Linked DNA regions of Homo sapiens: region 2 is linked to region 1. Evidence: chromatin loops called from intact Hi-C (ENCODE). Cell type or tissue: OCI-LY7. All regions are shown on one strand. Each heading gives the region's core, and the rest is flanking DNA. Links, peaks and the distances in the headings are about the cores only. Region 1 has its middle 13 kb from the start of SEH1L. Region 2 has its middle 59 kb from the start of LDLRAD4.

The links. A loop is a pair of places that touch in the nucleus more often than their neighbours do. Peaks named below come from ENCODE experiments on the same cell type or tissue, not always from the same donor. Only the 100,000 strongest peaks of a DNase experiment are listed, where the experiment ranks them.
Region 2: a loop joins it to region 1, with 2.5 times the contacts of the local background. A loop is called at or near these places in 4 of 110 quality-filtered maps.

What each region holds. Positions count from the first base shown.
Region 1 is chr18:12,932,556-12,936,949 of GRCh38, reverse strand. No RefSeq gene overlaps it. Among named protein-coding and RNA genes, the nearest start is that of SEH1L, 13 kb to the left of the region's middle. RefSeq lists a silencer at 3,386-3,680. In OCI-LY7, for the core only: CTCF peaks have their summits at 2,087 and 2,290 (motif pointing right); a DNase peak (open chromatin) is centred at 2,289.
Region 2 is chr18:13,157,397-13,161,790 of GRCh38, reverse strand. No RefSeq gene overlaps it. Among named protein-coding and RNA genes, the nearest start is that of LDLRAD4, 59 kb to the left of the region's middle. In OCI-LY7, for the core only: CTCF peaks have their summits at 1,902 and 2,103 (motif pointing right); a DNase peak (open chromatin) is centred at 2,110.

The DNA.
Region 1 (4,394 bases), core at 67-4,066:
ACAGTGTCAGGTAGGTGGTAATGCCTTGCAGGGCTGGGGCAATATTCTCCAGGAGGTTGTGTATGCTCTGAATTAGCACCCAAGGGGCTGGGGGTGGTGGCTCATGCCTGTAATCCCAGTACTTTGGGAGGCTGAGGTTGGGGGATCGCTTGAGCTCAGGAGTTTGAAACCAGCCTGAGACACATAGCAAGACCCTGTCTCTATTTAAAAAAAAAAAAAAAAAAGTTTAAAAATTAGCTGGGCGTGGTGGCATGCAGCTGTACTCCCAGCTACTCAGGAAGCTGAGATGGGAGGGTCACTTGGGCCCGGAAGGCCAAGTCTGCAGTGAGCCTTGATCATGCCACTGTACTCCAGCTTGGGTGACAGAACAAGACCCTGTCTCAAAATAAATAAATATAAGTTAGCATCCAATATAGGGTGCTGCTTCGCCAATAGCCATGATACATAAGTCCAGGAATCAAGGGATGGAAATGGAGTTGGCACCATTCACTATTACCCCTATACTGACCCACTAGCAAAATGTTTTCTTCCTGTTCTGTAACCTAATGCTCTGCTGATCTAAAAGTCTTAGTTCCAAAGGGAAGAGTGCTTCCACCAGGAAACACAACAGTGATTCCACCAAACTCTCAGTTAACGTGCCACCCAGCCACTTGGGGCTCCTCATGCTTCTGAGTCAACAGGCTAAGAAGGGAGCTGCTGTGTTTTCTGGGGTGATTGGTCCTGGCTACCAAGGGAAAATTGGGCTGCTACTCCCCGACGGAGGTAAGTAAGAGTGCATCTGGAGTACAGGAGATCTCAATGTTACTCTGCACTGTGATTCAGATCAATGGAAAACTATAACAACCTAATTCAGGCCATACTACTAAATGGTCCAAACTCTTCAGGAAGGAAGGTTTGGGTCACCCCACCAGGTGACAAACCATGACCAGCTGAGGTGCTTGCTGAGGGCAAAGGGAATCTGGAATGGGTAGTGGAAGCAGATGGTTATAAATACCAGCTAAACCACATGGCCAGTTACAAAAATGGGGACTGTAATTGTTACGAGTATTTCTTCCTTATTTGGTTACAAATGTGTTGTGTGTGTGTGTGTTTAGAAAATATATTTGTCTTCTTCTCTCTCTTATTCCCTTATATTACATAAGACATATCTTAATATTTCAGTTACAGGATACCAAAGAGAAGAGTAAACATGACCCAAGAACCCTACGTCCTCTTCTGGGGAAGGTTTAGTGTGTCTCTGGTTTTACCCAAGATAGTTGAATCAGGTGAGGTGCAAGTATGATTTTGCTGTTATCTGGAGATTAAGTATAGTTTAAGGAGATATGTAGAGGTGCCACGTTGACAAACAGTTGACTGCAGTAGTTAATTTTATTTATTTATTTATTTATTTGAGACAGGGTCTTACTCTGTTGTCAGGCTGGAGTGCAGAGGTGTGATCTCGGCTCACTGCAACCTCAGCCTCCCAGGCTCAAGTGATTCTCCTGCCTCAGCCTCCTAAGTAGCTGAGACTAAAGTGCGCGCCACCACACCCAGCTAATTTTTGTATTTTTAGTAGAGACAGGGTTTCACCATGTTGGCCAGGATAGTCTTGATCTCTTGACCTCGTGATCCACCCACCTCGGCCTCCCAAAGTGCTGGGATTACAGGCGTGAGCCACCGCGCCCAGCCTGCAGTAGTTAATTTTATGTGTCACTGTGGTTAAGCTATGGTGCCCAGTTGTTTGCTCAAACACTAGGTCTAGAAGTTGCTGTGAAGATATTTTGTAGGTATGATTAATATCTACAATCCATTGACTTTAAGGAGATTACCCTCAATAATGAGAGTGAGCCTCACCCATTCAGTTGAAGGACTTGAGAGCAAAGACTCTCAAGAGAGCAGGGAAAAAGAAGGAATTCTGCCTCAAGTCTGTAACACAGAAATCCTACCAGACTTTTTCTGGTTTGCTGACCTGCCCTACAGATTATAGACCAGCCAGGCCCCACAATCACATGAGCCAATTCCCTTAAATAAATTCCTTTAAAATATATCCATAGATCTCCCATTAGTTCTCTGCGAAACCTTGACTGGTACAGTTAGTTTCACTTGTTTTGTGAAGTTTCACTTGTTTTGTGCTTCCTGTACATGAAATTACACAATCTATACTTTTCCTACCCAGCTCCTTTTGTTCTACATGACATTTGTGAGCTTCATTCCTACTTTCCTCAGGTTCATCCGTGAACTGTGTGTGAGCTGCGGGGTCAGACCCACCGTCTGCATGTGTAGCATTCCTGTGAGACAGGAGCCAGCAGGCGGCACTATGACATCGCATATGGAACTTGGAAACGTCCTGTAACTGCAAATTCCTAGGTGTCAGCCACAGCTGAATTTTTCAGTGGTCTGTCACAGGGCAGGCAGCTTATCGTCAAACTGGAAATAAAATCTTTACATTTCTAAATTTGATGTTAATTGAGTTGATAAAATTTGGCCGGGCGCGGTGGCTCATGCCTTTACCAGCAGTTTGGGAGGCTGAGGCAGGCAGATGACTTAAGGTCAGGAGTTCGCGACTAGCCTGGCCAACACGGCGAGACCCCGTCTCTACTAAAAATACAAAAATTAGCTGGGTGTGGTGGTGATCACCTGTAATCCCAGCTACTCGGGAGGCTGAGGCAGGAGAATTGCTTGAGCCCTGGAAGCGGTGGGTGCAGTGAGCCAAGATCACGCCACTGCACTCCAGCCTGGGCGACAGAGTGAGACTCTGTCTCAGAAATAATAATAATAATAAAATAAAATAAAATTGAAGTGCTCAGGACACGAGAGGCCTTCACAGAAGTAAGCTGTGGCAGGGGGAGAGGAGAGGGGCTGATGTGCCCTCAGCCCAGCACTAGGGAGTGTCAACGCCCTGGAGGGGTCTGGTACTTTACTTGCCAGCTAATGCGTTGCGCCGTCACAGACTAGTGGATATGGATACTGGCAGGAGCTGTGTTATGTATTTTTTTTTTTTATAGACAGGGTCTCACTCTGTTGCCCAGGCTGGAGTGCAGTGATGCAATCATCGCTCACTGCAGCCTCAAATTCCTGGGCTCAAGCGATCCTCCTGCCTCAGCACCCCCAAAGTTCTGGGACTACAGGCATGAACCACTGTGCCTAGCTAGAAGCCGTGTTATTATTTACAACAATCACTATAGCCATAGTACCCACATTTCCTTGCCCTAAGTCCTAGCATGTGGGGCCGGATGACACCTGCACAAGCAGTGGCTTGCAATTCATGACAATCTCTGAGCTTGGGGACCCTGAATGTTTGACAATGGGCAGTAAGCCTGCCTACCCATTTGCTCTGGAAAGAGCTGCTCTTTCTATCTTCCAAGCAACTGCCCTTTGTTGTAAGCAGTGTAAGCAAACTGCCCATTGCTTTGGAGAAAGACACTATTGTTTGTCTTCCAAGGCTGTTCATTTCACCAACATTGTTGAAAAGGTAACCCAGAACAAAGGGAAGGCAGACATGCAAAGACTGCAAGGCATGCAAAAATGTGAAACACCCAGGGAGACTCATCTGGCAACAGGAGTATAGAGGATGAGGAGGGTCCTCTTCCTCTGGGAGGTGTGGTGGGGAGAAAAATGTGCTGCTAGAATGGAGAAGGTGGCTGCAGAATGGCACCTCTAGGCTTTCTGAGGATTCACATCAGTCCTCTGCACCAGGAGGCTGCCATCTGCATAGTAACGGGCTGCCTGGGGCCCATGGCCTTGAGTGGCATTCCCCTCTGGAACTTTTGGGCAGTGGTGTTCTTCTTGTCTCCCCGTAGCAAGCACTGGAGAAAATGTCATGCAGACATCCTTTGCTCCTCACTCCTGTGCTCTGGAGGGGAGAGCCTATCTAAACCAAAAGAAGCCCCGAGTGCATGTTTTCCTTTCTGACTGAGGTCGAAGGCGAGAGAAGGCTCTTGCAGAGGCAGTAGCAGTGCTGAGAAGGGCAGAGCCAGGTGGCAGGAACCCAGGAGAGCCACCTTTCTACCTTAGGTCAACAGTCCTGCTGTTGAGGGAAACCCTTGCTATTCTAGCCTCTCTCTTAGTGTCCAAGCAGCAACAGTTGGGGCAGGGATGAAGGGCTCAATCTCTTTCCTGTGAAGGGGTCAGAGAGCATTTTGGATTGCCTTGCCAAGAAGAGTATATGTTGCAGGCCAGGGATGCCTGCAGTGGCTTGGAATAAGGGAAGGGAGGGTCTTCCTCGCTGACTTCCCTGGGATCTTTTCTTCCCACCATAATTTGTATTATGTATTGAAAGGACACAATTGGAGTAAAATTACAGAATTACAGACTTTCACTGGAGGAAAGGACCTCAGAGATGGCCTAGTCCAGTAGTTTCTTAGCTGAGATCCTGGGACTACTCAGGCCTTCACGGATGGGTTTCAGGGATCCAA
Region 2 (4,394 bases), core at 137-4,136, 220 kb before region 1:
CACCCAAGATCTATTCTTGAGACCTTTTTATGACTCAGGGTATTTGAGCCAGCAGGCAGCTCACTCTCTCTGTGATTCCCCATGCACCATGTGCCAACGGTGACATGCTGACTCCAGGGCTCCAGGTTGCCTCTGGCAACCAGCACCATGCAGAGGGTGTCACTATGAATGACAACACTGAAGGGACAGTGCCTCCCAACAAACGGAACGCACACAAACATGAAATTCAAACCCCTCGTCTCGACATGCTAAGCCCTGTCCTCATTGGTGTCTAGAATGGGGTGGTGATACCCTGAGGACAGAATGCGTGGCTCCCGTAGCTTGGAGTCCAAACACTGCTGTTCCCTGCCGCTAACCTCTGGCACCCTGCATTCTCCTCGGAAGGTACTTTTGTACACAGACCAAGAAACAGTCGGTCTAGGGGGCAGGCCAGCCATCAAGGGGGAGAGAAAAGAGGCCTAGAGGAAGGATGTAGAGACCTGGGCTCTGGTACTGGATATGCCCCCACCTCCTGTGCAACTGGAGCAGGTCACTTAATCAGACCTTCAGCTTCCTTATCTGGGAAGTGGGGATCTCATCTCACTTTGCAAGATTATTCAAGTCAAATTATCATCTCCTTAGCCAATACTGTAAGCAATGCACACTTGTTTAAGGATTTACTGCCTGGTAAGCAGCCCTTTTACTTTTTTCTCTGAGAGGATTTTAGTCCTTTAGCCATTGAAAGAGCCAACCCTGGATTACCCTTGCCAAAATAAACCACTTCCTACTCAAAAACACATCTCACTTCACACCACTGAACTGGACACTTAAAAATGGTTAGAATGGGCTGGGCGCAGTGGCTCACACCTATAATCCCAGCACTTTGGGAGGCCGAGACGGGCAGATCACGAGGTCAGGAGATCGAGACCATCCTGGCTAACATGGTGAAACCCCGTCTCTACTAAAAATACAAAAATTAGCCAGGCGCGGTGGCAGGCGCCTGTAGTCCCAGCTACTCGGGAGGCTGAGGCAGGAGAATGGCATGAACCCGGGAGGCGGAGTTTGCAGTGAGCCGAGATGTTGCCACTGCACTCCAGCCTGGGCAACAGAGCGAGACTCCGTCTCAAAAAAAGACAAAAAAACAAATGGTTAGAATGGTAAATGTATGAGGTGTATATTTTACCACCCCTGCCACACACACACATCACTTCCTATTCTCGCATCCCGCCCTGGAATATTCCTCCCATTCCTGCACTGTTGGAGTCCCCCAGCAGCTGGCTCAAGCCCTGCCCTCCGATGGTGCCTCCCCTGCCTGCATCAGGCCACAGGCCCTTCCTTCATCCCCACATTGGGACACCTCTCACCCAGTGACTGCAACAACTGGGGACCCTTTGCATCCCCAACAAGAGTGCCACCGCCAGAACGCATAGACTGGGACCCCTAGAACACTGGTCAGCAGCACTTTATGCAAGAGAGACACTCAGTGTATGTTTGGCAATTGGCCGATTTCTCTGTTCACAGTGAAGGAAGGGGATGAGGCTCAGGCCTGCGAAGGACATGACTCCTTAGAAGCAGTGGTCCTCTAGCTCTTCACCATGTGAATTTTATTCACTGCTTCCCTGTGACGCTCATATTTGTTTTCTATTGCTGTCATATAAGTCACCACAAGGAAGTGGCATCACCAACATGGTGGAATAAGACGCCTCAAGTGTCATTCCTCCCAAGACACTGACTTAACAATATATGGTCCAAAAAGTCTGCATGAGAACTCCAGAAACCATTTAAGAAGTGGCAGCACCCCAGGCAAACTCAAAGCCAGAACAGCCACTTTGAAAAAGGTAACAAAAGCCATTTTATTTCAACCCCAAAAGCCATTCCTCAAAGCAGCACAATCAGCAGAAAGCACCCCGTTCACAGCTTCTCCGTCAAGGGAAAAAGAGAAGACTGGAGCATGTGTCCAACAGTCTAATTTTCAGGGGCTGCCTGAGGCAACGGTTTTTGTCTCACTTGAATTGGATCACTGATGGAGCTGATATACTTTGGATATCCTGGGAGCCACAGAGAACAAAAGAGCTCAGTGGCTTCTTGCAGCTCCAAAGAACCTGCAATACTTCGTACAGACACCAGAGGGAGTAAGAGATTACAAGCTCCAGAAAAAGAAACCAGAAAACCCCTCTAACTGGGAAATGACATGCACACGCCCAGAGAGAACACATCCCAAAGGTTTGAGAGGCTTCTGGAATCTCCAACCCAGATGATTGGTGAAAGTTTTCCCTTTATCAAGTTAGTCCTAAAAGACTGCCATAGGTGGCTGGTTTTCCAAATGCACAAATCACGGCATAAAATAGTAAGACCCATGGAGAAGCAAGAAAACATGGTTGAATCAAAGGAACAAAATAAATCTCCAGAAACTGACTCTAAATGAATAGAGGTCTATGAATTACCTCAAAAATAATTTCAAATATTTCTCTTAAAGAAACTCAATGTACAACAAGAGAACACAGATTAACAACTAAATTAAATCAGGAAAACAATGCATGAACAAAATGAGGTTATCGACAAAGAGATAAAAACAGCAAAAAAAAAAAAAAAAAAAAAAAAAAGAGAGAGAGAGAACTAAACATAAATTCTGGAGCTGATGAATCCAATAAGTGAATTGAAAAATTCACTACAGGGGCTGGGCACAGTGCCTCAAACATATAATCCCAGCACTTTGGGAGGCCAAAGCAGGCAGATCACTTGAGGTCAGGAGTTCAAGACCAGCCTGGGCAACATGGTGAAGCCCCATCTCTACCAAAAACATACAAAAATTAGCTGGGCATGGTGACATGTGCCTGGAGTCCCAGCTACTTGGGAAGCTGAGGTGGGAGGATTGTTTGAGCCCAGGAGGTGGAGGCTGCAATGAGCTGAGATCATGCCACTGCAGTCCATCCTGAGTGATAGAGCCAGACACTGTCTCCAAAAAAAAAAAAGAAAGAAAGAAAGAAAAAGAAAAGTTCACTACAGGGATTCAACAGCAGACTTGATCAAGCAAACAAACAACAAAAGAATAAGCAAACTTGAAGACAGGTTTTTTGAAATTATTAAAGTAGAGAAATGAAAGGAAAAAGAACGATGAAAAGTAAAGAAAGCCTAAGGGAATGATACAACACCACCAAGCCAACCAATACATGTCATATGAAAGTCCCAGGCAGAGATAAGAGAGAGAAAGGGGCAGAGAGCTTATTTGGAAAAACAATGGCTGAAAACTTTCCAAATCTGAGGAAGGAAACAGATATTCAAATTCAAGAAGTTCACAGGACTCCAACTTGGATGAACATAAACAGGTCCAAACAGGTCAGAAGTCAAAAACAAAGACAATTTTGAAAGCATCAAGAAAAAGTGATTTGTCATATACAAGGGAGCTTCCTTGAGACTATCAGTAATTTCTAAGGAGAAACATTATAGGCCAGAAAGTAGTAGAATGATCTATTTAGAGTGCTAAAAGAAAAAAACTGCCAACCAAGAATACTACAGCCAGTAAAATTGTCTTCAGACTTGAAGGCAAGAACTTCCTGTTTCAAAATGGCAGTGTAGAAGCAAGCTGGTTTCACTCCCCTCAACCCCCTGCCCCAGAAAACTGAAAAATATATCTATACAGCACTGAGAGTCTCATCAGCAATATCTCAGAACTCAAAAATGAAGATGAGATAGTTCCCAGGGCCACAGATAAATAAAGATACTCTGAGCAGACAGAAAGAGAACTGGACTTCCACATCTGTGATGCCCGTCCCCTCATTCGGCCTATCACCAAGCACGTGGAAATATTTTCCCCCAACTCACAGTTTCTACACTGGAAAAACTGCGATCAAGGTGGACAACCAGGTCCCCCACCATCTTGGATTCTCTGGCACATTTGACCCTGCCTTAGCCCATGGAAAGCATTATGAGTGCCAGAAGGGAGAAATATCCTTGGGGACAGGCAGAGACAAAATGGGCAGGCAGGACAACCATCCTCAGCCCTGGAAACTCTGCTCTGTAACTTGGCTAAAGAAGACACCAAATCAGAGAGGCTGTTCAGCAGCACCACATGTAAAAGATTGATTTCACAGGTCTCCTGGGCATAAACCCTTTGCCAGCCTTCCGATACTGCTGGAATATCCTCTTTGGGGCCTCCCCCATTCAAGAAGGGCAGCATTCATATCATTTATTACAGCTTGGTGAACCTGGATTTAAGGCACCACCTACAGCTGTAAAGGAGCCAGGCAACCTAGTGGTAAAGAAGCTCTACAGAAACATACCCAATACAAGCCAGACAAAGAAGACTTAAATAACTAATCCCTCAATGCAAAGATGTAGACTACATCCACAAGAAACAACTGTGAACAGGGAACCATGACCTCCCCAAATAGAAAAAGCAAGGAACCAGTGACTGA